Regions from separate parts of the Mus musculus genome. Here regions 1, 3 and 4 are each linked to region 2. A link is a loop called in an ENCODE intact Hi-C map of the cell type or tissue named here. Cell type or tissue: heart. All regions are shown on one strand. Each heading gives the region's core, and the rest is flanking DNA. Links, peaks and the distances in the headings are about the cores only.

What was found. A loop is a pair of places that touch in the nucleus more often than their neighbours do. Peaks named below come from ENCODE experiments on the same cell type or tissue, not always from the same donor. Only the 100,000 strongest peaks of a DNase experiment are listed, where the experiment ranks them.
Region 1: it touches region 2 in a loop (6-fold over the local background); 10 of 42 quality-filtered maps call a loop at or near these places.
Region 3: a loop joins it to region 2, with 6 times the contacts of the local background. A loop is called at or near these places in 14 of 42 quality-filtered maps.
Region 4: it touches region 2 in a loop (5-fold over the local background); 5 of 42 quality-filtered maps call a loop at or near these places.

Annotation. Positions count from the first base shown.
Region 1 is chr13:47,347,574-47,355,643 of GRCm38, forward strand. No RefSeq gene overlaps it. Among named protein-coding and RNA genes, the nearest start is that of Gm35733, 87 kb to the right of the region's middle. In heart, for the core only: no CTCF peak of the experiment used is centred there; no DNase peak of the experiment used is centred there.
Region 2 is chr13:48,269,368-48,277,437 of GRCm38, forward strand. A330048O09Rik (RIKEN cDNA A330048O09 gene) reads right to left here and starts at 4,517. Exons shown (of 3, transcript NR_045162.1): 1 at 4,396-4,517; 2 at 3,543-3,689; 3 at 3,051-3,448. In heart, for the core only: a CTCF peak has its summit at 4,561; no DNase peak of the experiment used is centred there; H3K4me3 peaks cover 679 bases; H3K27ac peaks cover 628 bases.
Region 3 is chr13:47,663,840-47,671,909 of GRCm38, forward strand. It overlaps 4930471G24Rik (RIKEN cDNA 4930471G24 gene), which reads left to right and starts at 3,711. Exons shown (of 2, transcript NR_153835.1): 1 at 3,711-4,149; 2 at 4,301-4,554. In heart, for the core only: a CTCF peak has its summit at 3,676 (motif pointing right); a DNase peak (open chromatin) is centred at 3,662; H3K4me3 peaks cover 277 bases; H3K27ac peaks cover 1,111 bases.
Region 4 is chr13:47,297,774-47,305,843 of GRCm38, forward strand. No RefSeq gene overlaps it. Among named protein-coding and RNA genes, the nearest start is that of Gm52039, 64 kb to the left of the region's middle. In heart, for the core only: a CTCF peak has its summit at 3,453 (motif pointing right); no DNase peak of the experiment used is centred there.

The sequences.
Region 1 (8,070 bases), core at 2,108-7,107, 920 kb before region 2:
TTTAGTGCCCAGCATTTGTCACTTTGCAACTCCAGTTCCAGGGAATCAATGCCTCCTCTGGCATCTGTGGGTGCACACATGTGTCATGTATACATACATACATACATACATACATACATACATACACACACAATATACATAAAGAATTTTTTTAAAAAGAAGAGCTATTTGCTGTCTGACATGTGGCCTGCACATAAAACACATCTGACTTGTCTGACTTTCAGGAAGTCACGGGAGTCTCAGATAACGCCTATACCTAAAGTCAGTAATTGACAAATTTTTATAAATGGTCACGAAACTTTGTGCTCATATGACTGACGGCGCTGTGTCTCCAGGACAATAAAACCTGACCCGGGGAATGAAAAGATAACCTGCACATGTGTTTTGTTGCCATGACAGCAAGCAAAACAAACAAACTGATTGCTTAGTGTTTCCATTGGCTACGTGGGTGACTGTGTAGGCATGCCCATTCACTTTGATTTCAAGCACACAGCACTATAAGATGTACTGTGGGCTGTGCACACCTACTGTGATGATCTTGGGCCAGTTACTGCTAGTCATGAGACTTAATCCTGCTCTCTAAAATAAGAGTTCACCTTTCTTACTCCCTGCCCCAGAATGGCTACGTAACCCAAAGGTGTCTGGAATTCTTCTTGTAGCCCAGACTGACCTGGAACTCAGGACCTTTTGCCTCAGACCCCCCAACCCCAAGCACTGTGATTAGAAGAATCTTCCATTCTACCCAGATGACTTTCTTAATTCCTAAACTAAACTAAAAAAAAAAAAATTCAGAGTGTGGTTCATGGGACAGTTATAGATATGATTGTTAAATGGCTTTGGTACTAACTTGTGAATTTCTTTTAAAGACAGTCGTTTAACGTCTGGAGGATAGCAAAGTGAAGAGCATTGCTCAATGTTGATTTGTCAAAAGATTACAGTTTAGCCCTCGAAATAAATGTTTCCCAAAATAACAGCATTTGGGAAACTTTGAACCCCGTCTCAGTCATCGCCCGAGAACTAAGAGGCCTTTCATAGTCCGAGGGCAGAATCCAGAGGGCCGACAGGAACAAGAAGCCTTCAGTCCCCCTCACTCCGCCTGGGGACCTGCCACACTATTATTAGCAAGGCATACAAAATAGATTTGGTAAACACTGGAGACGCCCTGCCAAGGAGCAGCTCAGAGACATATGGTCTTTTTTAAGTGCCACGATCACTGCAAACAAGCGAGATGTCCTAATGAAGAGGGAGCTCTTGTCAGACATCTTGTTCTAAAATTCAGCATTGAGCTTCTGAAACAGACAGGCAGAACTTCAGAGGTTGGGCAAGACACCAGTGCTTCTTCCAAGGGAGACGAAGGTTGAACTAGAGGGCTGCCATCTCTCCTTCTGACACCAGAGGGAGCGCAACTACGCGGAATCAGCTAGGAGCTGGCTTCTGGGGCCCGATCAGGCTCTCAGGTCTCCCACCAAGATGCACCTTCTATAGCTTTTTGAGATAGTGGAAATGTAGAGAAGGAACCCCACCTTTCTTGTTCCGTAGGGTTAGGACATGCGCATTATTGCTTCATTGTCACAGACTTCTGTAAGTAGAGTGCACATTTAGCTGAATGACGAAATGGGGAGTGGGTGGGTGATAGATCTCCATCCTTCCAATTTGCCTTGCCTCATGTGGGCACTTGGGCTTCTCACTACACAGCTCCCTGTTTGTGTTTAGTCATTAAATCTTTTAATGATTTTACTGGATAGAGTTTGGACTAGTCCGGGATTCTGGGGAAAAAAAAAAAATCTTCCCACCCCAAACACCTTTTCTGTGTTGCCTTAACAGAACGTTAACGTTTTCCAGGTAAGGAACATGACCTTGTGCTACACAGTTCCTGCTTTAAGCCCTGTCCCCAGCAGATACTCAGCTGAGAGTCCATGTTTGACAGGAGTGGCTGATGAATGGCTTTCTTGTCTTGGCAGGGCACCCACGAAGAATGGGACACAGTTTTGATGCTCAAAGTGTCTAACCATATTTCCTCAACATATTGTCTTATATGTGTAAATATACATATATATATATATTCCTGAATACACAAATACAACATGCTCAATCTGTATGCTGTTACTTGCATGTAGGATTTCTGGGCTGACCATTGGTATTGGATAACCAGTTGGTGTGCTCTTCCTTGGGGAGCCTATTTCTCAGCTCCCAGCATCCCTCGGTTGTCTGTGGCTCTTTTTCTTGAATTGCAAGCTACTGAGGCGGAGACCTTCTGGGATTTCCTCCTTCCACATATGCATGTCCACTGGTGTCATCCGTGTTCCGCTCAAGTTTAGGCTCCTGTATGTATGTTTGAACATAGTGGAAATCAGAATAGTGGTGGTTCAACAAAATACTCTAAAATAAGCATTATTCTGTTCTTTCTCATTGTAAGCACCTCCCCCATATATACATATAGACACCCCTCTTGGGAAAAGGGGGTGGTTCCTAAGGGAATAACTTTACCAAAGGATTAGACAATGTTGTTTTTTTTTTTAAGAAAATAGCACTCCATATTTATTTAGTTTTTTTATTTGACAGTTTCATGATGCTTCTGACAAACTTTACTTATTTCACCCTTTATTCCCCACTCTCCTCCTCCTTCCCTAACTGAACCCTTCCAACAAGTTCCCCTCCTCCTTTGAATCTCGTGTGTGTGTGTGTGTGTGTGTGTGTGTGTGTGTGTGTGTGTGTGTGCTACTGGGCTTAATTAGGGATGTTTGTACTAGCATAGTCCATCTCTATCTATCTATCTATCTATCTATCTATCTATCTATCTATCCACACACCCACCGATCTATCTATCTATCTATCCATCTATCTATCATCTATCTATCTATCTATCTATCTATCTATCTATCTATCATCTATCTATCTATCATCTATCTATCCATTCATATATCTATCTATCTATCTATCTATCTATCTATCTATCTATAGACATTTTCACTCACTAAACCTGGAGCTCACTGGTTAAGTGTCTTAGAACACTGGTCTGAGTGTCAAGCATTTAATCACTGAGCTCCCCGCAAAGCCCCTAAAACCATCCTTGCTTTAAGGAAAGGAAAAATCTGACATCAAGGTGTTGGGAACAGGATTCAGGTCTCCTAGCCTAAGTCCATTCTGTTCCATGCTGCAGTGGGAGCAAGAGCAATTGCTGATCTTAAAAATAGCTCTTTCTCCTAAATTCTAAAGCCAAACTAAGTAAGTACCCTGATTCTGGAAAGCATTTCTAAATCAGAAAAGGAACAGGATACACAGAAAGGAAGACTTTGACACAGACGAGAACTCTAATAGGAGACAGAGCTCCCTTGAATACATGGTTTTTATTTCACTTTTGACTGAGTGACAGGGAGAATTGTGGATGGGCAGGACATAAGAATAGGATTAAAGGTGCTGGATCTAATACGATACTTCTTCTTTAATGTGAAGAAGGTGTGTTTCAGTTAGTTTTTTTTTTGTCAGCTAAACACCAGCTAGAGTTAACTGGGAAGAAGAAACTCAGTTGAGAAAATGCTCCCCTCAGATTGTCTGTAGCAAGACCATGGTGCGTTTTCTTGATTAATGAATGATGAGAGAGAGGGCCAAGCTGACTGGGAGCAGTATCAACCACTGGACCAGATGGTCCTGGGAGCCATAAAAAAAGCAGGCTGAGCAAGCCAGTAAGTATCATTCCTTCACGGTCCAGCTTTAATCTCTGCCTCCAGATTCCAGCATTGAGTTCCCGGTCTAACTTCTCTTCCTGGTGACTATACAGTGGAGGATAAAATGAACCCTATTCTTCCCAAGTTGTTCATGGCCATTCCTGTTTCACAGCGACAGAAATCAAACTAGAATAGTGTGAAAACTTCAAAGCCCACCACAACCATCTTTTTCTTAGTAACAGATTTGTGTCTCTGTTTGGTGAGACGACACATTTAATTCCTCCAGTGCTGGTTCCAATGAGCTCTTTATGAGTCTAAAGGGATTATCAACACTGCATTTGAAAGATGGAGTCACAGTAATTTCTAGCAAGATGTTGAAAGCTTTGGGCTCATTGGTGTATGTGAAAATGATCATGTATTAATTTAATATGGGTAGCAGAAGCAATCTGGGATTAGAGGGGACAAAGGGACAAGGGAGAGAGGAGATGGGGAATTGTATGCTGCATCTTGAACTCATTCATGGGATCATGATGGCCTGAGCTACTACCACCCATGTCATTTTGTCTCTATGCCAAAGTGACCTCAAAAAGGGTAAGTTCCAGTTAGGATCTATTGAGCAAGAGTGGGGCACTCGACACGACTGAACAAGGTTGGAACTTTTGGGATCAGTGCATTGATCAGCCTCTACCTAGGCAACAAGATACCTAGGCAAAGGATCTCATCGGGAGACAGGGTATTGATGGTGTGATATTGGTGGTAGCAGTGAAGGTTCTTCTGTGTTTGATACTGAGAACAGAGACACTTACCCACGAAGGGCTTCCAGGAAAGGAAGCTGTGGTGGGGCAGGTACTAGTTTACTGTATTATCAACCAGAGACTGAATGTGACGTCATGGCGGGACTACTCCCATCTACTCAGGGTTTGAAACCATCTTCCAGCCAGAGATGGCTGGAGCAAGGGTCACTGTTGGTCTCATCAGTTGGTTACTGATGTCCAGTGTGGAGGATGGATGCCAAGGCCTTTGGCATGCTGGATCATGACCAACATTGACCTGCCTCTGAGATTCTTCAGCCCATAATTTTGTTATTTGAAAATGTTCTAGGTTATCAAGGCTTGAAATGAATGATTCTTCTATAGCAAATGAAGCTACCAGGCCAATATTCTTCCAATGTCTTCTTATATGGTATATCATGCCTTTTGCATCTTCTAATATGCTGTCTGCTCCCTTAAGTCTTTGAAGATCCGTATGTTCTATTACCAGAGGCTGAGACAGACTTCTTCTTGTGCTATACAAGTCTGGGCTATTTCACCAGCCACCTGCTCCTCTGGACAGTTCTTATGGGTGACTCCACTTTGGCGGATTGGCTGATTAGTTACAGTGATGTGGTCACCAGCCACAGCTCTTTTGGGGCTTGATAATGCCCTAGCATTCATTCATCTTTGGCTATGTCAGTTTGTCATACACCAAACTCCCTCAGCTGAGGGACAGGAGGATTCGAGGTGTCCTGTGACCAGTGTGTTCTGGTCTTTGGCTCCTGGGCACTCTTTAGCAAGGGCCAGCTGGTACTTCCTTTCCTTAGTTAGGGGGGCGCAGCACAGCCTGCAGGCAGACAGCAATTAAAATGGCCATTCCTTCAGTTCACCACAATCAAACTGTTTCTTTGTGGCTTGTTCTTGGTACCACTGCCTTTCCAGAGACTCCTTGGCTGTATTTACCCAGGATTAAAGTGATGCCTTAGGCATTTTGGGAGAAGCTGGACAGCCTTTGAGAATTCTCTGACTCCACCCTCCACAGAGCTTCACTTCCATCAAAAGTGCCTCTTTCTTTCTGGAGGGGAAAGTCCCGGAACTGGGTGGGATGCCCCAGGGAGCCAGAAAACCAGGGTTCAGGACAACTTTCTTATAATGTCCTAATTTTGAGTCACAGGGGGAGAAATGGGACTTAAAACAATGCCCTTTCTTTCTTTCTTTCTTTCTTTCTTTCTTTCTTTCTTTCTTTCTTTCTTTCTTTCTTTCTTTCTTTCTTTCTTCCTTCCTTCCTTCCTTCCTTCCTTCCTTCCTCTCTCTCTCTCTCTCTCTCTCTTTCTTTCTTTCTTTCTTATGTTCTTTCTAATGTTCTTTCTTTCTGTTCTAATGTTGAAACATTAGACCATTGAGACCTTAATGTCTCCATCGGCAGCAAGAAACTGGAGGTTATAGATGGATGGCAGACCAGGATTTGGAAAGTAGTTGAGTGACTTATAAGTGCGGGTTGTGGCGGCACTCACCTTTAATCCCAGCACTCGGGAGGCAGAGGTAGGCAGATTTCTGAGTTCGAGGCCAGCCTGGTCTACAAAGTGAGTTCCAGGACAGCCAGGGCTATACAGAGAAACCCTGTCTCAAAAAAAAAAAACAAAAAAAAACAAAAAAAAACAAAAGCCAAAAACCCAAAAACAAAAACAAACAAACAAAAAAACCCACCCCCCCCCCCAAAAAAAAACCAAACCAACAAACCAAAAACCAAAACCAAACAAACAAAAAAGTTCCAGCCTTTAAACACACTGGAATGTTATAATGGAGCAAGTTTAAGTGAGACGAGAGAGACATGTGTGTGGGAGACAGACCTGAGCAGCCAGGAGGACCAGTGTGCTCAGGTCTTGACTTCCTCCTGGTTTCCCTTAGGGAGACTGGAGCTGTGCCTCTCTCCTGGTTCCTGGAACTAGAGACTGGAGGGAGACATCTTGTCCCAAGCTAGGTTGGCTTTCCTAACCACACCAGCAAGCCAGTGGAAGAGCATTTTTGCTATCTCCTGCTTATACTTTTTTCAAGGTCCCAGAGTGAGGAAGGGTAGGAAAATGGGAACAGAAGCCAAGAGGGTTCCGGGCACCTCAGAGAGTTTCTTCCCACAGTTGGCTGTCTTCCGGCTATCAAGAAACCAAGTGGGTCATCTCGTGTGGATCTTTGAGTTGACAGTTTCCAGTGCCAGAAAGACCCCAGAATTAAGACTGTTGGAGAAATGTAACATAGTGCCCACTGGAGAGGAGGACTCACTGACACTGTGTGAACATTAACGCTGATAAATAGGGAATTGATGCTCTGCTTGCTGACATAATCCATAGTCCCACCTCCCGTGACAGGGTTGCCGAGGGTAACTGGCTACCCTTCACTTTCCACCTGGTCTTGAGCTATCCCAGCTCTGGGTGAGCCAGAAAACCAAACGACCTTGGATCCGGAGCAGAGGGGAAGTCACTTCCTTGGTGTAACCTGACTTGAGCGATACCAGAGACGGACAGGGGAGAGTTTGGAGAGAGGACAAGTACTGAGGAGAACCGGGTGCCACTGAGATGTTTCTGGCGCCGGAGCAGCTGGCATCCTGCTCTATTGAGATTGGCTGGCCCAGGAGGATCCTAATTACCGCACAACTGCTGCCTCCATAATCACAGTGACAGCAGTCGTGTGGGCCGGAAGGAGATGCGAGATGGATCTGGTGACGGCTGCAGAGGATGCCGGAATCATTGTTCTTTGCCCTGGCTTCAAACAAGGGGGCTGTTGCCAGCTGCCTGCTAAGTTTGAAACAGCTGTCCCCAAGAAGGGGCCAACCCTTCCAGCTTCAGCTTTAGAGAAGATATCAGCTCCAGACATCAGGTCTGTCCCCATGTCCTCTGGTCGAGGCAGAGGTCCCCATGCCCTTTGGCCATGACTGGCCTGGAAGGCACTTAGAACTATTTACTCTAGGGGGTCTCAGGGGAGAAATCAAAAGTGTAGAAGGAGAAACTCACATTTAAAAGCTACAAGATGATACCTCTGAGGAAGTGTCTTCACAGTAAAAAGAAGGAACATGAAATTTATTAGTTAGATGACCTCTTTGACTAAAAAAAATACAAAAAACCCACAAAGGTATTTTATCATAGCATATATATATATATATGTACACACACACACACACACACACATGAAAATCTCACGTGTGTATAATGTGAGATTTTCTTTTTCTTCTGAACAAGGTCTCAGGTTTATGCGAGCACAAGAAGCTTTGCAGACAGCTCTCAGTAGACTCTGAGAGCCAATCAGAAGCTTAATATGCAAATGAGGGTTGCTAGAACGGGAAGGAAGTGGGTAGAGGTTGGGCAAGTGCTGGGAAAGTGGAGACATCCCACTTTCATCTATCTGTTTTATGATTGGTTCTCAGGAGGATGCCAGGACTGATCAGTGACAGGGACTCCTAATGAGGCAGCCATCCTATCCTCCCTGCGTCCTTTGTTGGCTTTCTGACTTCTGGACACTAAGGATTCTGGGAGAAGAACATAATAGATTTACCAGCTGATTGTGTTCCTCCCGGGAGTCTGGTGACTAATTATGACATAGGCAAAGATAATTTGCCACGCTGATGCTCAGAGTGGGCACGTGGAGGGCAAAACTTGTGGCCT
Region 2 (8,070 bases), core at 1,489-6,488:
CAGAGAAGACCTGTTTCAGAAAAAAGGGAGCTCTGTGTGTCTGCGGGTGCGTGCGTGTGCTTGTGCGTATGTGTGTGTGAAGCTCTCTACAAGGATTAAGAACCACCAAGGGGGCCTCGATGTGTGTGACGTGTGACGCATGTGTATGCATGTGGAGGCCAGAGGCCAGCAGGAGGTATGGTCAAGGGTCTCTCGATGAACCTGGAAGCTCACTGGTTGAGTAGATGAGCTTGTCCGGAAACTCCAGGGATCCATCTGCCTGTCTCTACTTTGGGAGAGCAAGCTGCCTTGCCTGGTGTTTTTGTTTTGTTTTGTTTTGTTTTGTTTTGTTTTGTTTTGTTTTACAAGCCTTTTGGGGATCTGTCCTCAGGTCTCTGAGCTGGTGCACAAAGTCCTTTAACAACTGAGCTGTCTCCCTCCCAGGGGAGTCTCTGCATGGGACCCAGGGACAGGTCAGGTATCAAGTGCTGGCTCCTTTGTAGCCTTGGTTTTTGTCCCTGTCCTTCTCTGAGTGGAAATGATAACATAATAACCTCCTATATGTTCACACTAAAGCATACTAGCTGCCAAGGAAAACACAAAAGGATGGGCAAAGGTGCCACCCTCTCCTACATCTTCCCAAGTTATTGCCGCCTCTCATTGCATCTATGTGGTAGCCATTCAGGCAGCATAAACAACCAGGTTTTAATAGTGATGATACTCTTCTGAAGAAACACATTCAGAAAAAAAAAATCTTATCACATTTCCTATATTAAATCACCCTAAGACATTGCCTATAGCCCAGCATGGAAACACCAGCTAAATAGTCCTACCAAAACTATTATGATAGCCTTACTACTACCTACCATGGGACTACTGAGTACTAACACACTAACCGTGTATAGAGTTGGGATGTGCTATTACTGTCGTCAAATTTCATGGACACTCACATGTTTGATAGAGACAGGAATGGCCAGAGTGTGCCTGCCCTGGCCCAGTGGGAAGAAAGGTATAAGCAAAATTAAAAGGCATAGACGGGTGTGGTGGTGCACGCCTTTAATCCTAGCACTTGGGAAGCAGAGGCAGGCAGATTTCTGAGTTCGAGGCCAGCCTGGCCTACAAAGTGAGTGCCAGGACAGCCAGGGCTACACAGAGAAACCCTGTTTCGAAAAACCAAAAATAAAATAAAATGAAAATAAAAGGCATGGGTGTGTATGATGCCGTCACTAGATACCCACAGCAGTGATTTCAAAAGAGCACACACACACTTGAGGGAAATCAGACTTCTTGAACAGTCTCCAGAATAGTCATGATGCTCTGTGTACAGACCCCAGCATCTTAAACACTACGGTACAAGACACATTTGAAGAAAGTCAAGACAAAGGGTTCAGGCAAGACAGAACTGCAGTGCTGGGAAAACTAAGAAGCCCTGCTTTCTTTGAGCTTCCTCATAGGAAGCTGGGGGTGGGGGTGGGGGGCTGTGTCTGTTGATTTTGCTCTGGAAGGTCAGGTTCAGCGCTTACCTATGTTTTGATCTGTTTCCTGATGTGTGGCTAAATGCTCATAACTTGCACACTGACTAGTCTATTTACATTCTTCTGGTGCAGAAGCAACTTTGAAAGACAAAGACAGAATTAGAGTAGCCTGCCGTATAACAGCTGAGAAACCAGATAAGAATCAGGAGTGAAGACACACACCTGTAATACTAGTACTTGGGGAAACAGACGGAAGATATTCAGGAGTTCGAGACCAGCCTCAGCAAGTTCATGACCATCTTGGAACTTTGTGAGACCCTCGCCCCCCCCCCCCCAATCTCAAAATCAAAAACAGAATTAACAGGCTAAAGTTGAAAATAGCATCCAAAACTCTGTATTCTTCAGAGCTGAGAAAAAGCTGTCTCTTATAACTGATGTTGAAAATTACTTGGGGCATTTATGTGTCCTTATGTGTGGTAAACTCAACAGAGAGATAGGGGTGTGCCAATATTTAGGAGCCCACTGCGTCCATTGCAGCATCCCAGGAGTCATAAAGTAGAGGCATTATGAAAAAATATCAAAGTCCAATATTGCACTGATAACGCAACTAAAGGTGTGAAGCCCTAGGATGTGCCGTTTGTGCTGGCTTAACTCAAGCCTCCCTAGAACAGGGGATTCATCGCCTTCTTCCTGACCTCCAAGGAACCAGGCAGGGTCTGCACAGACATGCATTCAGGCAGAACGTCCATACTCTAAAATAAAATAAAACTAAAAGCATTTGTTTATGTGTGAGCCTACATCCTCAGCGGTTAGGAGCGCGTGCTGCTCTTGCCGAGAACAGCTCTCGCTCGGTCTCCAGCACCCACATGGTGACCTACAACTGTCACAACAACAAGGCATGTTCTGCACAAACAAACATCTGGGCAAAGCACCCAGACACAGAAAATAAAAGTATTTCTTTTAAGGCCCAGGCCTCCTATCCTCAGAAGGAAAATCTTTAACTTCACAATAAGTAAGTAAATAAATGAATGAATAACATTTACACTATCGGAATTCATCCTTTTTTTCTTTCCCCAATTTCTTCTTTTTCTTTTCCCTCCCTCCTCTCTCCTTTTTAAGAACCCCTATTTGCGCTGTTATATTATATATTCCTTTTTTTTCTGAGAGACCCTTCCCCTTTCATGCAAACTCTGCAAACACAGCCATTCCCCGGCCTTTACACTCAAGAAAGGGTTCGGCCCCAAGAGAACCACGCTGTTTTTGAACAATAGCAACTCTAGAGACTGAAGGCTGCTCCTGATAAGACGGTCACAGCACTTTTGTTGTTGTTGTTTGTTTGTTTGTTTGTTTGTTTTGCTTTGTTTTGTTCTGGGGGAAAGATTGCATAACCACTGCACAAGTCAATCCTGAGGTCCTCAGTACTCCTCAGATCTTACCAATTTGCTGATCAGCTTGGACTTCCAAATGCCTGCCATGTGAGACACCCATACAGTGTTAATCCCCCTGCCTCAGCACTACAGAGACTAAGCATGTGCTTGTGCATCTGTGTTCTTGCCAAGTCTAGATTTCAGTATCACACATACAAAGAGAACTCCAGAGTGACTGTTTAATATTAAATCAGCACAGAACTTTAAGGCATGCTTCCCAAAATCTTTCGTGCAGCATCAGGTGTGTATCTAAACAGTATAGCATCTAACTTTGCTATAGAGTTTGCTATAACAGTTGCTTTGCGGTTACAAAAAGGAGAGAGAGGAGAGAGAGAGAGGAGAGAGAGAGAGAGAGAGAGCATATTTTCCCAGTTTGTGATCAGAACTCTCTCCACAGATCTAATAATTTACTTTGTTGATTAAATTTTTAACACATTTCAATTATTTATGAAGAAATGAAAAATCCGTTAAAAAGACATAAAGGGTTCAACTTTCAGAGGCAGCATCTAAACTACTTGTTAAATAGCCTGGCGTTTTCTGGGTAGGCTGAGGTGATTCTGTCGTGCTCTGTGAAGAGAAAGTAGTGGCTGAGCATTAGGCAGAATTTTAAAAAACAAAACAAGTAAACAAAACAACAACAACAACAAGAAGCCATCATCACCACCAAGTTCGGAAGATCTCAGGAGCATTTCACAGCCAGCTTGAGATTTGTCTGAACTGTCCAGTGTTCCATTTCCATCAGTCTTCCTCCTCTGCTTAAGGAGGGACAGCATTTGGGATCCACTCCCGAAGTCACTTTCCTCAGGAACTGCATTATAAAGAGGACCTTGTGATGCAGAGATGACTCTACAGGTCTGATTGTGTGTTCAGGCAGGGAATGGCGGCACATGCTTTTGATCCTAGCATTAGAGAGGCAGAAGCAGGCGGATCTCTGAGTTGGAGGCTAGCCTGATCTATAGAGTTCTGGGACAGCCAGGGCGACACAGAGAAACACTTTTTTTGAAAAACAAAAAACAAAAAAAAAACTCCAACAATAATAGTAATAAAAGATTGTGTTTTCAACTTGAGGTCTCAGAGGTCTTTCCTGTGCCATCTCAGTCTCTTTAAAAGCCAAGCCTCTAGGACATGGGACGTGACCTTCCTGTCCCAAACTGACACTCTTGCATTCATTCTCTCTCTCTCTCTCTCTCTCTCTCTCTCTCTCTCTCTCTCTCTCTCCCTCCCTCTTTCTCTCTTGGTTGGATCTTACTGGGTAGAAAGCCTCTGCCAAGAACAGACTCTGTAGGGGGCTCTGTTTCCTGAAGAGACCCTGCAGAAGCAACCACAGGACAACAGAGAACAGAGGCAGCCCGGCAGCCTTCGCCCCTCACAGTGCCACTTGGCACCACCGCTCGCACTGCCTTTGGGGACAGCACCTACCCTCCTACCCTCCGTAGGTTGGGGGCGGGGGGATGGGCAGGAGTCTGCTAGGACAAAGTCTTCACTCGCTCCGTTCTATCTTATGAATCACGTACCTGCTTTTCAAGCACATGGGACTGGAAACGAATTTCTGGCATGGTGAACGCCAGAGTTCCACGAGTTTTGAAAAAGACCACGACTCCCTGCCCTGGCATTCCTCAGGTGACACACTTGCTGGGTCCTCTAAGCAGTGAGTGTAGGTTATCTGCTGCCCTCTTTTGAATTTTAGGGCACACTGCACGCAGAAATAGGGCCTGATGCCTGTGGTCTTTCCCCCTGTGTGAGACTGCTTCCTCTTATCCAGTTCAAGCTGGAATGTGCTGGAATGCTCCCTTTGAGTGGGGCCACCTTTGTCGCTGTCCTGAAGTGAATGGCAAACCCATTTCCTAAAGCGGTAAAGGACTCAGAAGACACATGGCATCCTTTTCTTTTTTTTCTGCCTTATAGACATATAATTGACAATATAGTCAAGGAATGCAACTGCTTCTTTACATATTATCTATCATGAAGTGGTCACCACTAAGCTGGTGTGTGTGTGTGTGTGTGTGTGTGTTGGGGGATATGGTGTCAGGGTGTAGTTGGTGTGTGTATGTATGGTATGTGTGTTATCTATGTGGGGGTGGGGTGTGAATACGGCTGTGTGGGAGTGTGGTGGGAGTGTGTGTACATAGATGTGTATGTGTATGTTGGGGGTTGTCATTGGGGAGTGTGGTTGGTGTGTGTATGGTGTGTGTATGTAGTATTTGTGTGTGTGTGTATGTGTGTGTGATCTATGTATATTTGCAGTCTGTGTGAGATGTGGGGAGGGAAATGTACATAGGTATGTAAATGTGTCTATGGTGTGTGCGCATGTGTTTGTGTGTGTGTCTCTGTGTGTGTATAGTGTGTGTGTGGTATTTCTGTGAATATGCAGTTTGTGTGAGATGGGGGAATACATAGGTATAAATGTGTCTGTGGTGTGTGTGTGAAACCCAGGTCATATGAAGAAGACTACCATTAAGCCTTGTGACATCAATTCCAGGTTTGTTTTCTAACAAGCCTTCATTTTGCTCATTCTTTTGTGCCTACCAAAAGACACAGAACTCTGAAGAGGTGCAGTTGCGATTCACAGCCTAGATTGTTTAGGGAACTGAATCGTGTAGAAGTCGGAGCAGCAATCCCAAACAGAATAGCCTATTTCCAGTCCCATAAACATAGCCACCATAGGCACATTAGGCACCAAGAACCTACCTGTCTTACAAAAGAGAAACTTCAGGCTCTTTGACCAATGAATGCTGGCCATTTTTCTGGCTATGGGAAATATAGTATAAGTCTATACAATGGAATTTATTCAACCATAAAGAGGAACAAAATTAAGCTGTCTGCAAGAAAATATGTGGCACTAGAGATCATCATTTTAAGCAAAATAACAGTTGCAAACTCCATTTTTATGAATTTTAGCTTTTAAAATTCCATGTGTAAATAGGACCATGCCATATTTGCTCTCCTACTCACCGTTCATTCTGCTAAACTCGGTGTCTGCCTGGTCATACTCTCACAAAGGAAGAACTTCCTTCCATTTTATATTTTTAAGACAGTATCATTCTAATCTATACATCCAGATACAGACATAGACATAGACACAGCCACAGCCACAGCCACAGCCACAGCCACAGCCACAGACACAGACACAGACACAGACACAGACACAGACACAGACACAGACAGACACAGACACAGACACAGACACAGACACAGACACAGACACAGACACAGACACAGACACAGACACAGACACAGACACAGACACAGACAGACACAGACACAGACAGAGACAGAGACACAGACACAGACAGAGACAGAGACACAGACACAGACACAGACACAGACACAGACAGACACAGACAGAGACACAGACACAGACACAGACACAGACACAGACACAGACACAGACACAGACACAGACACAGACAGACACAGACACAGACACAGACAGACACAGACACAGACACAGACACAGACACAGAGACACAGCCACAGACACACAGACACAGACACAGCCACAGCCACAGCCACAGACACAGCCACAGCCACAGACACAGACACAGACACAGACACAGACACAGACACAGACACAGACACAGACACAGACACAAGACACAATGTAGCTCTCTATCCATCTACCAAAGACCATCTGGGTTGTCTCTCTACCACGGCTATGGGAATGAATTCTTTTCTTGCCTAACTACTTCTTTACCCAGAAGACCACCCCTCTGGCCTGATCTACTTTTTTCCCCCCTAAATATTCACATACAGTTCTGGTGACCAGGATCCTAAAAGAATAGGCACACCAGAATACACTTTGTACACCTCTCCAGATGGTACTGTTTGTCCTTCCACGACAGAAGTGGACTGAGACCCTTGCAGAGTTAAGATGGTCTCAGAGACATGGAGGGGCCTTACAGAAAACTCAGCTCTGACCGTCCTCTCTCCTCTCCACCACCTGCTCTCTGCAGTCTCAGAGCTTCTTCCCCAGGCCCTTTCTGATTACAGCGGTCCCCTCTCCCATCAGGTCTGCACACATATACACACACCATCTTGACAACTTCCTTATACCAAAGGAATTCATGGAACAGGAAAAAAGAATGCTCCTGGGAGACAAAATACGACAGCTGATTGTCACCTTCACCCCTCAATTTCCTAGGATTTAGAGAGCAAGGAACTGGCAACCATATATTGCTAGGAAAATCACAAGAGGACCGTGTCTTTTTTTTTAATGCTTTATTTATTTACTTATTTATTCCAAATATCGCCCCCCTTCCCGGTATCCCCTTCGAGAGTTCTTCACCCCATCCCCCCCTTTGCCTCGAGAGAGGGTGCTCATCTCAAGAATAAACCCTTGAAATTTCATTTTCAATTTCCCTGAGCTATGTCTCCTTCAGCCTGTACCTAATAGCCACTCCCTTCCTTTGGAGATGAAGACGTGATGACGGTCGGTCTCAGTGTACACTGCTTGGTTGGCAAAAGAGCAGCGGGTGACACTGTTATCCTGATGAAGGAAACACTAGAATTTTCTGAGAGCCCAATCAGACCACTGAAAGATTAAAAGGAACTAAAACTACAGACATCCTTACAACATCTTGGGCAGCACCGTGGCTGGCTTCCAGCCTGGGCAACCTCTGCAGCTCAGATGCACACTGAGTTGTCTGCTTTGCTATGGCCGTCTTGAAATTCTGGGCAATTTGTGAGCAATGAGCCCACCATTACTTTTTGCATGGCCCCTGCAGAATATATCCTATTATATATCCTGCAGAATACTGGGTCCTACCCAGCATTCGAAAACAGCCCAGTCCCGAGGCTTGCTATCCCTCATTGTGGTGACAACGGGTTAACTGTTTATCTTAGCGTGTACTGTTGCGCGGTTTGCCTAGTACCTGTCAGGATTCTCCCATCTAGCATGCCTGCCTGTTTGCAAGAGCAGTTCTGCATGGCAGCCTGGCAGCTTCCATCTCAGGGCTGCAGGCTCGGTCAATTACAGAAAGAGGTTTCCATGGAGAAGTGTGTGATGTGCCTGGAAGGAATCATTGTGGCAGGTGGAAAGATGCTGAGAAATTCTGCACAGGGGAGATCATTCAGTCAAAAGAGTGGCTTCCCCAGCAGCCCCCAAGAGTACTCTTGTTGAATCTAGAAGAGACAGGAAAAACACTTTCTTCCAGAGTCGTCTTTTTTAGCTGAAGCCACAAGGCCCTGGT
Region 3 (8,070 bases), core at 1,556-6,555, 610 kb before region 2:
TCGGACTCACAGGTGTTTGGAAGCTTCCAAATTACCTTCAGGTTTTTCTGTTTTACCTTGCTTTAACAGATGTCTCGGGCTATATGTTGGATGCATCCGCTCCTTATGGTGTCCAAGTGTTTAAAATAGGAAAGAGCGTCCCAAGAGCAAAGGGGCGGTACTGAGATCTTGGCTCGGCATCCCACTCAGTCATTACAAATTGAAGCTCTGAGCTGCTCCTGTCTCTGGGCGGCTGCCACTTTATTTTCTCCTTTGGTCACTGGCTCTTCACTTTCTTGTTTTGCAGAGTTCTTAGAGTATAATCATTTTGGCACAGACATTTCATTATTCCGGACCTCTCTTCCTTGTTCCTGTTAATAGTTTCTCGTAGCCCTTGGCCACAACAGGTGCAGCTAGGCGGGGACCACACACTTCCAGGTGTTCCATTTGAATGGATTCTGTCAAACAACACCAAAATAACAGCCTTTCTGTGAGAGGAGACTGAAATAGACATGTATTGGCTTACTTTCCCAAAGCAAGAAACTTTGTTTCTCAACAAGAACAAAAGCAGAATAAAAATAAATTAGACGAGTGGATAGTGGGACGTCCTCCTTGCCTAACTTATACCCAGGGAATCGTTCAACCTGCAGTGTTCTCTCATGCGGCTCATCTCATACTGCTTTGAATAGAGAGTGGTAATTTCTGAGAATAGCATTTCCTGAAATGTATTCTGTGGGAATATTTTCATAGGTCAGATTTGGGGGAAAGTCCTGCATTGACAAAGAGGTTGACTGGTCCCCTGATGTGTGATGGTAAATACCTTCTTTAAAAAACTCTTAGAGCATCTTAGAGACATTTAAATAATAGGTTAATTTGTAATTTAAAATCTTGATCTGTAACATTTAGGATTTACAAACATTTATTTAAGTGACAGTCAAGTGTCCCTTGGAATATGCCTTAAAAAATGTTTACTAAGACAAAATATTAAGGCCCAGGAGGCCCATATATAGTAGTAGCTTGCCCCTGGGAAGACAAACACCTAATTAATGATGTTTTTAGAATCTAGGGTGAAAGGAAGTAACTTTAGAGGGCTTTGTGGATGGTACAGAACGTTAGAGTTGCTTCCCTAATGTCTGTCACTTCCTTATGCTATCGAGGTCCTGTTATTTGAAAAGATCATCTCCATTGTTCCCATGTGTTCTAGACTGAGCTGTGTCACCCAAAAGTCATACAATAAAGCCTGACCTCTTCCCAGTGTGACTACATTGGAGATACAAAGCCAATTACTGATAAACAATGTCATGAGGATGGAGACCCAACCCAGCAGTGCCGGTGTCCCTAGGAGACGAACCTGAGACACTAGAGACAACCACGTTCAGAGCAGCGAAGATCATGAGAGGACACAATGAGGTGGCAACCACCTTTACCCCAGGGAAATCAAAAGGCCTCAGGGAAATCCAGAGCTATGCAAAATTAATTTCTGTAGATGAAGCCTTGCAGTCTGTGATAGTCTGTTATTGTAGGTTTAGTAAAGCAACGCACATGCATGAGCTGCTGTGCTAAATTGGGAGTAATTGATGCTGTGACCCCACCAGTATTGTCTCTGAGAGCTACTTGTCTCATGGTTTTTTCCCTGGACATAACGGGGACTCCAGTGACACTATCCACAGTGGATTTGTTTTCCAGCAGAGAAGCCTGTTGCTTTAGTTCTCATGCATGTGGCCAAAGAAGCATGTAGCTGCATCGCTGTGGGCCAGTGCCCTGCAAAACTGCCGGAGGAATAAAAATGCAAAAGAAATGTGTTTGGAATGGGGTTGGGGATTTAGCTCAGTGGTACAGCGCTTGCCTAGCAAGCTCAAGGCGTTGAGTTCGGTCCTCAGCTCCCGAAGAGAGAAAAAAAATCAACAACAACAACAACAACAACAACAACAAAAAACAAAAAAAACAAGAAAAAACCCAATGTGTTTGTAGCTCCAATCAGTTCATGCCCGGAGGCTGAACTTCTCAATCATTCAAGCTAATACGTCTCCTGAATTGTTCGTGCCGTGTTGTTTTGATTCCTTTATTAGTGGTGCAAACTGATGTAAGGGTCTGCAAGGGGCCCACAGCCAACTAAACTCTGACCCCCAACGAAGGCTCCCAGGCAGCTGTTGGTACACAGGCTATCGTGTCTTCAAGTTGTCACTTCCAAGTTCCTCAGGAGGAAATTCGGTTGGTGCTTCAATGTAGGTCTTTATAGATAGGTAAATAAGAAATTTATAATTGCGTACGCGGCATAGAAAGCTGAATGTCAAATACTCAGCTTTGTCTCAGATCAGCCTGGCTCTCAGAATCCTTTTTTCCTTCTATGGCTCCAGGTTAGAGTTGACCCAAAGCAGCATTTGCACCGTTCGGAAAGTAGAACCAAGACACCGTAAACACAGGTGAGTTCAGTCATGATTAGATGCTACCAGAGAGAGGCAGACAGAGAGGAGACAGGCTGTTTCACCTTCTCAGTCCTTGCCGTGTGTCTACCTCTTTCTTGGGCACCCTGTGTTCTTGCTAACCTGCGCTAACTCAGCTTGCTAACCTGCGCTAACTCAGCTTGATCACCAGAGGCAGAGGCAAGATTCTCCTGCTGACTGCACCAGCTCGTCCTGACACTCACCTCAGGCTGGGTGCGCCTGACCTCATTCCCCCGAGTTCTCCTGCAAGCTCCCACTTGTTCATTTGTGCCCCTCCCCGAGGGCTGATGGGGACAGACTTGTCTGGGCCCCTAGCCCTTCCTCAGCCTCTCACTCCCCAACTTCTTGGGTGTGGCCCTGCTTCTATAAATAATATAGGCTGCACTCTATTCTTAGTGGCCTAGCTGTCCTGAAGGACCTCTGACACACAAATGCATTCTGAAACAGCAAATGGAACAGGAAAGAGAAAGTATGAGAGGGAAAGAGTGATGCTATAAATAACACACACAGGGAGTTCACACCTAGCAAGAGGCTTGGCAACACAGAGCTGAGGGGGTTAGGGAGACAATTCTAAAATCCATCCTAAAGTATATGAAGACCATTCAAAGAATAATCAGTATTATGAAAGATTTGGCTCCAGCAACACTTATAACTACACACATCTTAAAATGCTACCTAAACATAATAATCACAGAAAATGCTGTGTGAGTTTTCTTTAGAGCCTTCGCTTATAAGTTGCGTTTTCTAAAACCTTATGGTATCTTGCTGAGGGAAAAAAAGAAAACCAAGGCCGAGCTCTTTCAAAGGAAAAGGAGCTCGGTAGGTATGAAGCTGCAGGAACCAAATGCACATTGCTCTGCTGACTGCTGGAGCTCAGCCATTTACTTTCCTGAACACAGGGCTCCCCTCCAGCTCTGCCTTGCCTTTGCAAGAGCTGCTATGGAAAATAAATACCAGGAGTGTAAGCAAAGCAAGGGAAGGAGGTGGCCCCCAAGAAGCAGAGAGATGATGATGATGATGATGATGATGATGATGATAAAAGAAGCTCCCCCGCTGGGACTAATAGAGTCCCTCTTCTCCTTGGTTTTAGACGGGATCTGCACTCAGCTATGCCCTCCAGAGAGATGAAATCCTCTAACCAAACAATGCGCTGACAGGGGACCCTCTGCTCCTGTGTTTTTCTGCCCTGGCTCCAAGGAGTTGGTTTCCTGGCAACCTGCCATGGTGCCGTCATTGCTCCGAAGCATCAATTGGCCTCTAGGGGGAGCCCATCGGCCGTCAACCTCTGAGGATCTCCTCCTCCGGGCTGGCAGGCTGGTCCTTGCAGAGCTCAGGTTGGGCAGCAGCCAGAATAAGGTTATGGCAAGGCATAGGTATTTGATAAATTGGTGTTTTGTGCCTCCTGCACTGTGGGCAACTTCCTGACGGACAACTGCTGACTTTCTAGACTTTGAAGCTAAAAGATATGTAGGAGACAGAGGTCTCGTGGTTTTGGCTAATAAAAGTCTTCCCTAGCTAACTGATCACAGATCAGTAAGCGTCCGGCTTTGCTGTGAAAATGTCTCCCTCACTTCTGGTTTGTCTCACCAATAACTGATTAGTCATTAGTTGAACTGTCTAATGACTTAAAACAATCTAACAACGCAAGATGTTCTCCATTGTGCATACCTATATTCTGCCTCTAAAGACTTCCTGAAGAAAGAAGTCATGCAAACCAGAAAGCAAGGTGAGCAGGCATTTTCATTTTAACGAGAAAGCCTGGCTGTGACCTGCGCACATGCAGGGCTGCCCGCCGAAAGAGGAATTTGTTCTTCTGTGGGTACTACGTCCTGGCACTCCATTCCCCAGATATCTGTTTTTTTCAACCCTCTCTCTAGGTGTGTACACCTTGCAACTTAAATTGGGTCAGAGAGCAGACCCCAAGGGTGGAAGGAAGAAAACATCTGCCTTTCTCACAGGAGAACTCCAGCCGCAGTGACTGGTACCAGGCCAGGCCAATTGTCAAGGTCAGCGCTGGGAAGAAGCTGTTTACTTTGGTCTTCTCCCTGGCTTCTTGGTTTGGTTCTTAAGCATTCATTTCCTATTTTGAAGTTGAGATGATGGGTTGAGGTAAATAAACTGAAAAGCCACAGTCAAAAGTCTACTATGGAATTTTTTTTAAGCATTTAGTTCTACCAGAAGTAGAGGAAGGGACTAGCTATACCAGGGAAATTCTGCAATGGTTTCTTAAATGGTAACTCTGCTTATATGTTTATTTCCCCCATTATTCTATACAGCTTCAAGCTAGGACAGAACAGGTTGTCTATGCTGTCTTCTTGTTTCAGAATCCTATTGTACACAGTGGTATATTGCTTCCATGGAGTGAAAGTCTAACCTCCCACCTCTGAGAAGTGTATATACCAGGCTGCTTGCCTTCAGTTTGAAATTGAAGGGTACAGGCATTCACATTTTCTCGAAAATAAAGTCTCTTAAATGCTTGCTTTTCCCATTCCTTTTATGATCACTTGCACGTGGGAACGGAAGAAATTTATCTCAGTTATGTTGCCATCAGGAACTCAGAGGATCTTCCAGTTCTTTGAAAACCAGCCAAGGACTACATGTATTCGAAAGTGACTGCAAATATTACAAACAGCAAGAGGGAGGTAACAAAGATGGCGGATTTCTGTAATGGTGTCCATATCCATCACTGTTCTAAAATGTAGTGAATGTAGCCCATGAGGTGCCCAGCTCTGATAATATAACTACAACACAACTCCTGCACGTAAGGCTCAGGGAACATCACAGAAGAGGGTGTGGAAAGATTGTAAGAGCCAGAGGCCTAGGATACTGCGGCAAGATAGTGTCTTCTATATGCAATAGGAAAACTGCACCCATGAAATCATTGTCTAAGCATGTCCTGCATAATAGCAGCACCAACTGGTATACCAGTGTGAATGGAGGGAATCCTACAGGGTTCCTATCCCTAGCTGAAGTGCTATAGGCAATTAAAGACTTCCTATAGAGGAAGAATAGGTCTTCTCCAGCAGTAATTCAGCTGATAGGTTATAAGCCCTAAGCACATATATGTAAGAGCAATGCTAAAAGGACTTAGCAGTATGTATGTGTGTGTGTATGTATGCGTGTGTGTACATTTTTACTTGTATGCATATATATATGTATACACACACATACATGTAAGATAATGTAACAATAACAAAGAAGAGGTAATGAATTTGAGAGGGAGTCAGGGGGCTTGATATGAATTAGAAGGGGGAAAAGGGATGTGGGGATGTGAGGTTGAGGCACACCCCTCTATAAACAGTGCCTCTAGTCTTTGCCTGGTGATAGGGAAGAAGTGCCTATTAGTTGTGTACTTTTAAAAGTGAGGACAACCTGATACCTTTGATACTTTCCTTGTATCCTCATGAAAGAAATGGAGGCATATCAGAAAGAATAAATATCACTATAGAAAACAGGAAGGGATAAGGGGAGAAGAAAGTATAAAATTGAAAAGATAAACCAGATATTACTTAACATCACAGTATGGCTGGTGTGTACATAAGGCACGGGGTGGCCATTACCCAACCATCAGGGTGTCCTTCTCCCTTTTATGCAGATGACAGAGAAAGAGAGAGAGAGAGAGAGAGAGAGAGAGAGAGAGAGAGAGAGACCCCTTGCCTTTTGAAACTAGGGTTAATATTGGATAATTAATTTATGGAGAGCAGCCCCTTAGCGACAATCCTCGGCAGGATCTTTTGCCTCCACATTCTGTGTGGTGAAGTACAGATCCTTTCCCAATGCAGCAGATCTGTGGAGGGCCACAGCATGATTGGCATTCTAAAGGCGGGTCTCAAATGATGCTTCTGCCACACTGGGCAACAAAAGGATGTCTGGGAGATGTGGTGTCATTATTTGATGTTGAAAGAAGCTTTTCATAACCCTTTCTGTCATTCCTGTTATTCTACATGGGGAGACTTTAAAATCAATAATAAATTGCTGTTGGCTCCTTGTCATCCCTCATTCACCCCGATGATGAAGAATGTAGGCTCTACAGGGAAATGATATTCTTTGTCTTTTATTCATTACTTACTGAGACTCTAGTCTCTGGGACAAATGTGCAGACTTGAATAAGCCAATAAGTGAAGAAGTATTTTTTTTAATATTTTGATTAAGTGGTAAGGTACAAGGAGGAATAATATTGAACAATTATTTGTAGGTCCTGATGGGATTATAAATGAATGGTTAGAAGAGTTTATACTTCATAATAGAAACTTAGCTTTCTTGTTGCTGTGTTGTGTCAAGATGGGATTCAATTGGGGTGAAGTTTGTTGATATATGACTCATATCCCCTTGTCTGTCATCAATTTTTCTTTTCCTTTAGAGAGTGCTAAGTTTAAGGTTTGTAGCATCATTGAAAGAAAGAGTAGAGCTGTATTCTATATCTCTGTTTACACACAGGCACACCCTCCTATCAATGTTCTCTAGCAGCATGCTACATTTTATGAATGAGGTGCACACATTAACACATTGTTACTATATGTCCCTTATACTTTATATTTGGGTTAATTCTTGGGGTTGTATAGTCTATACATTTTGACTAATATAGCTATCATCATTGTTTTTTACAGAGTTGTTTCATTGTTCCCAGATTTCTTTTTTGTTCTGTCTATGAATTTTCTCCTTTTCCTAAACCCCAGCAAGTGGCTTATTTTATTGTCTTTGGTTTTTCTTTTTCTAATAAGATGGAGTAATGAATCTGCAGTGTGACCTTTTCAGTTTTGCTTCTGTCAATTAGGGCATTTAAGTTCCCTCCGGGTCTTTTCGGGGGTTAGTAGCCCATTTCCTTCAGCACTGAATAACATTCCATTGTTCAGATGTATCATAATTATTTACCTAGTGATCTATTTAAAGACGTCTTGGTGGCTTCTGTGCTTTAGCAATTATTAAGGAGGCTGTTATAAGTGTCCATGTGTAGATTTTCATATAGACAAAAGTTTTCTTTTTTTTTGTACAAGTACCACAGGATGAAATTGTTGTATCATAGAATAAGTTCTATGGGAAACCACTACCTTGCCATGTGGAATGGCAATCTCATTTCACATTGCCACCAAGAGTGAACAACAGTCTCATTTCTCCATACCCTTGCTGGCATCTGAGGTCCATTGTTTTTGGTTTAGGCCAATCTAATAGTGTAGCAGCAGCAGCATCTTATCACCATCTTTATTTGTATCCCTCTATGACCTATGATTCAGAGCCTCTTCCCACACTTTGTTTGCTATTTGTGGATCTCCTCTGTTTGGATGCCGGTCTTGGGAGCATGTTTTTGATGGTACCCTTTGCAGAGCAGAACATCTTAGAATGAGCCAGGTCCTGATTACTCATTGTGCCTTTCAGGGAGTTTGGCTGTGCTGTCACATCTAAAAAGATGTCATCAAATCCAAGGCTATACATTTTTCTTCTATATTATCTTCTAAGAGTATTTCTAAACTGTTAAAGTCTGTGTCTAACCCACACCTCTCTCGGTGCAGTTGAAAACACTGTTCTCTACTGCATTATGGTTTTTACTCTTTTGCTAAAGATCAGGTGATTACACTTATGTGGATAAACAATCCATTTATCTACCCCTTTGGTAATGCCATTCTGGCAGGATTCCTATAGCTTTGTGGTA
Region 4 (8,070 bases), core at 1,378-6,377, 970 kb before region 2:
TTTTTCTTCTTCCTCCTCCTCCCTCCTCCTCCCTTCTCCTCCCCTCCCCTCCCCTCCCCTCTCCTCCCCTCCCCTCTCCTCCCTTCCCCTCCCCTTCCCCCTCCCCCCCCCTCCCAGTCTTAAGTAGCTTAGGCTGACCTCAAATTGTCTATGTAGCTTAGACTGGCCTTGAACTCCTGACCCTTTTACCTCACCAAGCCAGCAAGCCCCAGGAATGCCCCGTCTCCCCTCCCCGCTCCCAGTTTGGGCAGAATAGGTTTGTACTCTAGGCACCGTTTAGCTTTTATAAGACTGCTGAGGATCTGAACTGAGGTCCTCATGATGAGCATTTTCCTAGCTGAGCCCTCTCCACAGTCTGCAGTGTTTGCTCTCTCCACGCTGCAGGATGCCGCTGCTGCTGAATCTCGTGCACGGGGTTGTCTGCTATGTCTGCACACAAAGCATCTCAAACCATCAAGTCACGGGGATTCCTAGTCCTGCCTCTCCTCAGCTAGAGGCGCTCAGAGCCTGACAACGCGGCTCGGGATTTAATTACATCCCATCGTTTATGGATTACCATGGTTTTCAGTGGAGAGCTACCCATTCTTCTGCTCCTAAATTATACACCCTTCCAGCACAGTTATTGTTGTTTTCCTTTTGTAAATTACGGATTCTCCACACTGCTTTATCTTTCTATGACCCGGAGAGGAGACGACGACAATATAAGGGCTTGTGGTGTTGACTTTTAAGTGTAGAGAAAAACTCAAGAATGCTTTTAGACAGATGGATAAGAGAGCGGTAAAGCTGAACAGATAGAGAGGATGGGTTAGAAACTTGACGTGTGGACCCAGAGGATGCTGCTGAGATTCATTCACAAGTGTAGGAGGAGCTCAGGGAGATGGCTCAGGGGTTAAAGGTGCTTGCTGCTAAGCCAGAGGACTGGAGTTTGAACTCACTCCTGCTAGTTGTCCTCTGACCTTCACATATGTGCACAACATCATGTTCTCCCTCCCTCCATAACAATAAATACAGGTTTAAAAAAAGCACAGCAGCTGGGCATGGTAGCACATGCCTTTAATCCCAGTGCTTGGGAGGCAGAGGCAGTTGGATTTCTGTAACTTTGAGGCCATCCTGGTCTAGAGAGTGAGTTCCAGGACAGCCAGGGTTACTCAGAGAGACCCTGTCTTGAAAAACCAAACCAAACCAAACCAAACCAAACCAAACCAAACCAATCCAGCCAACCCAACCCAACCCAACCAACCAAACCCAGCCCAAGCCAAACCAAACAACCCAACCCAACCCAACCCAACTCAACCCAACCCAGCCCAAACTCAACCCAACCAGCCAACCAAAAAGCATAGCAGTAAGGAAGGTTGTCAGACTTGAGCAAGGGAAACTGCAACTCAAAGCTGGATGGTTAGGGTTAGGTGGCTCCTGTTCCCCCTTTTTTATCTTCACAATCTTGACTGGATTTCTTCTGCTTTGTCCAGCAGCCCAAGGCGCTCCTTCTTATGCCTTTCCCAGAAAGACATTTCTCTAGATCTAAACATCGGATTGACACCCTGAGAAGGATCCCGCAATGCTGGGTGATGCAGAGGAGGAGGAGCATACAGATGAGGGAGCATCTGTCCCCGCTTCTGCTGGGATCTTTAAGAGGGTTTTGTAATCATTCACCTTCTGTGATGGTTAACGTTAGGTGTCAGGTTGATAGGATCTGGGACACATGGAGACAAATCCCTGGGCTCATCTCTAAATGATTCTCTAGATTGGACTAATTAAAGTGGAAAGACTCAATCTAAACGTGGGTGGCAGCATTCCATAAACTGGGATCCCAGACTTGAAACAAGAAGAAAGGCAGCTGAGAACCATCTTGCTTGGCTCTCTGCTTTCTGACTGTAGGCTCTGTGTGACAGGCCATCCCTGGCTCCTGTTGCCAGGACTTCCTGCTATGATGGGCTGCAAAGTTAAAGTGTGAGCTAAAACCAACCCCACTTCCTCAAGCTGCTTTTGTGTGGCCTTTTGTCCTAGCAAATGAGCAAGCTGACAGATATCCCTTTCTTTAAGACATTAGGTGCTTGGCTGTGGTGCCTTGTTCTCAGCAAGGTACCTCAAAGGTGAGGCTCTCAGAGGCTATAGTTTAGGAAAGTTACCAGGCAAACACTGATCTGTGTGGTTGGACCTCATAACCTAATTGTTATTTTCTCGAATCCTGGGCCTGGTTCATGCTAAGAAAGTGCTTTACGTCATTGCTAGCGAGCCTTACTCTCTGCAACAACACACTGTTCTTCAATCGAGCACAGCACTCCCATCTAGTTATAAAAACTTCATGCTCCTTTGTATTCCAACAGTTAATTCTCAGATCCTTTTCAATACCTAAAGAGATTTTGCCAAGATTTAACGTATCTTTAATGTTGACACAGATGATACACAATCAGAGGAAAGGCTTTGGAAAGCAGCAAACAAGCAAAGTGAAATAAAATGTGTATATATATATATATATATATATGTGTGTGTGTGTGTGTGTGTGTGTGTGTGTGTACGCGCCTATGAGCCATGGGCACGGGGGTGGGAGGGGATCTCCCTTCAATGCAGAGTATTTTTGAAAGAATATGGCCTTACATGCTTGCATGCTTGTTAAGAAATATCTCGATTTGTGGGCTAACAGGTCACTGCCTAGCATGCCCAAGTTTGAGTTTTAGGCTTTCTCGGGTTGGGATCTAAGGTTTGTTTTATTTCTTCCCCAATGAACAATTGGACTAAAGGATCATGTTTAACTATCACAGAGTCCCTTTCTGTTTGTACATCACTGTAGACCTAATTGTAGGCTGGCATCCCCACCATGGCCTAAATGGTCATTAGCTTGCTGATAATAGACTGTTCTTGTCAAAGAGGCCTCATTAACCATTGTCTTTTTTTTTTTTTTTTTTTTTTTTTTTTTTTTTTTGCTAAACAATTGTAAGGATTTGAACTTGTGATTGAGGACGCCCTGGGCTCACAGGGATGAAGGGACTTAAGCAGGGAGTTGCATGGTTGGAAGCAGTGACCCAGGCAACAAAGAGGGCTCCCAAAGTCTCAAAGGATGACCGAGACTGAGGCTGCAGGTTAAGAAGGGGATGTGTGAGGAACACTCTCATCTGAAGAGCTAACACTCCTGCGGCCTGAGGTCTGGTCCCAGCCCTGCAGCTCCGGAGTCCTGCAACATTGGGTTACTTTACTCTTTCTGTCCCTGTCATTCACCTGGAAAGAGAATGCTTTGAGACTTGCAGATAAAAATAATTTCAGTTGAACATGGTGGCACAGGGTTGTAATCCCAGCCCCTTCTCTAGGTGAGGAGGCAGGAGGTAGAGGCAGGAAGATTAGGGGTTCAAGGCCAGCCTAGGCTGCGTTGAAACCCTGACTCAGAAAGCAAAACAAAACAATAACCTGGTATGCTGTCTGTGATTTTTTTTTTCTCAGTATGTTATCTTCTTAGGTTACACACTAGAGGGCAGTGGTGCATTATCATTACAAACTCTGGTGCCTGCTCATGTGCCCAGCTGGAAGTCATAGATGTTCATCTTCAGAAGGGCTCTGTATATTCATCATCAAATAATGAAGTGGTCCTGCAGGGTCTCAACTGATTTTCCTATCTCCCCTTCTGGATTTCTGCAGATGGGAGCCTGACTTTACTAGTAGCTTTCCCCTCGCTTCGTGTAGTTACTTGAAAATTCTTTAGTAAGAAAAACCTGATTCCCTGCAACAGTGGGAAGCTGTGGGTACGCACCCATAGCACCTACAGCACTGAAAAACAAGAAGGAGGAGGAGGAGGAAGAGGAGAAGGAGAAGAAAACACAAACCCTGTATTGCCTCTTTTTCATACTGTTACTTATAGTGTAGGGGGTTGGCTGAGAAATGGAGGCTAGCCTGGGCTACTAGTGAGTTCCAGCAGGTTTCATTTATACAGTGAAACTCTGAAAAAAATAAACCTCAACCCAAACCACCAATAACTTTGAATGTTACTGCCTAACACAAACCATGTGTTAGTAATAGGCTATAATGCACACCATGTATGTTCAACAGTCTCACTTTTTCCATGGCTACACCAGGGTCCCAGGGTCCCTGGGAATATTCACTATGTATAGTATGGTTTTTAAGTTATAGCACTTGAGATTTGGCAGTGTAAACAGGGAAGAAGGCAGTAAACTGTCCTTTGTGTTTGATTTGTTGTTGTTGATATTGACATTGTTTAAGGGTGCATTAATATTTTAAAACAGAAGATTGATAATATCCCTTTTCTGTTATGGTTTTTATCTTAATGTTTATGACATACGAAAAGAGAGCGAAGTGGCCCTGGTGTATTCCTGAGAGAAACAGAAGTATCATGACCTAGGAGGAGACCTTCCATTGCTGGCTGTTCCCCCCCCCCCCACCTTGGCAATTTGACACAGCTAAAGCCATCTAGGAAGAGGGAACTTTCATTGAGAAAATGCCTTCGAATTAGAATGGTGTAAGCCTATGGGGACATTTTCTTGATTGATGTGGGAGGAGCCAACCCACTGAGGGTGGTACAACCCTTGGGACAGGTGCTCCTGGGTTGTTTAAGAAAGCAGAGAACAAGCCATTCCTTCATGGTCTCTGTTTTAATTCCTGCCTCCAGGTTCCTGCCTCTAGGTTCCTGCCTGACTTCTCTCAGTGATGGACTGTGATGTGGAGCTGTAAGCCAAATAAACCCTTTCTTCCCACATTGCTTTTGGTTGAGGTGATTTTCACACAGTAAAAAGCAAACTAGGACAGAAATTGGGATCACGAGGTATTGCTATGACAGACTTGAAAACCATGTTGTTTGGAGGAGGATTTTTTCTGTAGAAAGAGTTTGGAATCTTGGGCTGGAGAAGCCATTGAGTGCTTAGAACCTAATGGGCTCTTCTGGGGGAGCCTTGAAGAGAACACGGAGGACAATGCAGATAGGGAGGCTTGGCTTGTGGAATTTCAGAGGGAAGTTTGAGAGTCTCTCAAAGATTCCGTCATGGCTGTTTATTTTGATGTATTTGAATGAAGAATCTGTAGTTTCTGGCCAGCTGGGCTAAGGGATCAAGATAGGAGATGAGCATCCTTCAGGTGGAATCTTTTGGGAAGTATTTCCTTAATGTTTGTACACAGACCTTAAGCTGCTTCCAGAAGGGCAAGAATGTATGTCAAGCTAGAAGTTCAGCTTTATAATATGTGCAGGTGTTCGAGGTGATTCTAAAGACATGAAGGCGTCATGGCGATCAGTTGGGGCTTGGCATTATGAGAGATCAAGAGAGGCCCTTGGGAAAGACACAGCCTCAGTTGCAGTGTCAACCCAGGGATTGAAGGGGTTACAGAGAGCAGTCAAGGCTTGATGTGATGTAGCAGGGCTGGAACCCAGAATAATATGTCCCAATCTCAAGTGCTGAGATCATTGGAGTTGCAAGATTTGGTGTTTTTGTTTCTGGGTTTGATTTTGCTCCCATATGAGAATCCACTGTTGCACCCTTGGCTGTTGCTGGAGCAGGACCATCTACTTGGACTGATAACATGTTGGATGTATGCGACTTGTGTTTGATATTCCTATGAACTTACACTTAAGATATCTGAGACTTTTAAACCATTGGGATTTTCAAGGATTTGGGTAACATTTAAAGGTGGATTATGTTTTATATTATGAATTAAGCGTGAGACTTAGGGGACAAGGCTATGGTTTAATGGTGATCTATTTGTGTGGTACATTGACTGGTTGCCAATTGTGCTGCTTAGGTGTTTGGCAACTCGGCACCAGCTAAGGTCATCTGGGAATGAGGAACTTCAGTTGAGTCCATAGCCTGTCCATAGGCAGGTCTGTGGGAGCAGTTGATCAGTTGTTGCGGAGGGAGGGCCCATCCCCCCCTGTGGGTGCTGGGAACTGAACCAGGGTCCTCTGGAGGGGGAGCCTGATCTTTTAACGGCTGAGCCATCTCTCCAGCTCCTCGTTTATCTCTTTGTTCTTGACTTTCTGATTTCATTCTCAAATATCCGCAGGAAGGAATCACTGCTTAGTCCTGAGAGTGGGCACAGTTTGAGATTTTCATCACCAAATTTTCATCTCAAAAAAAAAAAAAAAAGAAAAAGAAAAAGAAAAAGAAAAAGAAAAAAAGGAGATACTAGAAAGGTTGCTCAGTACTCAGTAAAATCGTCCTTAGTGGTCATTTCTCCTTGGATTCAGTGTCATTGATTTACTTTATTCTTTGGATCTTGTCATGTTTACAAGTAAACTTTAAGTTGAAAGGTGGCCACCCCTGGTTTACCCATGGCTTCATCTTATCTTTCTACCCTTATTTTTCTTGGATCTCATCATTGTCCCTCCCTCCCTCCGTCCCTTCCTTCCACCTTTTCCCCTCTCCTCCCTTCTTCCCTCCTTTCTTCACTCTTCTCTTTAAAAAATCCTTCCTTCCTTCCTTCCTCCTCCTCCTCCTCCTTCTTCTCCTCCTCCTCCTCCTCCTTTTCTTCTCCTTCTCCTTCTCCTTCTCCTTCTCCTTCTCCTTCTCCTTCTCCTTCTCCTTCTCCTTCTCCTTCTCCTTCTCCTTCTCCTTCTCCTTCTCCTTCTTCTTCTTCTTCTTCTTCTTCTTCTTCTTCTTCTTCTTCTTCTTCTTCTTCTTCTTCCCCATCCCCCTACCCCCCTTTCCTCCTCCTTCTATTTCAGAGCTGAGGACTGAACCCAAGGCCTTGTGCTTGCTAGGCAAGTGCTCTGCCACAGAGCTAAATCCCCAACCCCCACCCCCCCATTTCATTTATTTTTTAACCTTGCTGCATACTTGTACTTTAGAGATTTCTACAAATCCTTGCTTTTTAAGGTCTGATGTAAATGTAAGTAAACAGCTCCTATTGTGTCTTCTGAGGTGTGTGTAAGTAAACACTACCTGTACTCTGAAGTATAAGTAGCTACACACTACCGACCCATAGTCTGAGGTATATATATAAGTACACACTATTGACCTATATAGTAGGTGTACATATAAGTAAATGCCAGCAGATGGCCCCATTGTGGTTCTCCAGCCATCTCACCTCTTGCTTGTTTGTTTCTTTGCTAGAGTTGTCTTTGAGCTGCCCACCTCTGAGGCGTACTTCTTGGGCTATTTAAACCCTCTCTTCCTGCATATCCCCTGTATCTTGTTAGTCCTTAAAAGATGTCCAGCTTGCTTTCATTGGAACCTGTATAAACAGGAAGAGGGAAACAAGGTATAGGGGGAATTCATCCGCTGCCTGGAAGATCTGGGGACAGAATTCGAAATGAGCTGAAACCCTCATCCCCGGATCATTGATTTTTTGATAAAATCATCTGCTTCCCTCCCTGAGTTGTTCCATCCTTTATTTTAATATGATTATTTTACCTGGATTAACTTCCTGTTATCAGTCACCAGGGTGATGAAAATGATTCTGCAATTGATTTCCTTGTCTCCTGGAAGGCATGGTAAAGCAAGCATCCCTGCAGCCCTCCTACCCTTTCCAGAGTTCCAGCGTCCGTGAATCTGCAGTGAGGGTTGAGAAGGTTTGTTTCTGAGGTGTTTCCAGGTGCTGCCGCTGGACTGGGGGACCACACAGCTGCCCTGCGCTGCTCCTCTCAACCAGGTTCCTCACTCCTGGGGTGTAGCTCCTTCAGGGTGACTTTCCCAGGGTGAGTCTCCGTTGAACCTTCATTATCTTTATACAATGCATTTGCAGTCAGCGGTATTGCCTAAAGTTGTGAATAATCTAAAGGTAATTAATTTTTTTCCTGATCATTTTGTTTTTGCCCAGTCCTGCCTCTGCCCTTTTTATAGACACATATCATTAATACAGATATTTCATTTATATTAATGAAAGTGGGCAATGTTGTAATTTTTTATTGGATATTTTATTTATTTACATTTCAAATGTTATTCTCTTTCCCGGTTTCCCCCTCGGAACTTCCCTATTCCGTCCTCCCTCTCTCTGCTTCTATGAGGGTACTCACCCACCCACTACCACTTCCCTGTCCTGACATTCCCCTACACTGGGGCATCAAGCCTTCCCAGGACCAAGGGCCTCTCCTTCCATTGATGCCTGGCAAGGTTATCCTCTGCTACATATGTGGCT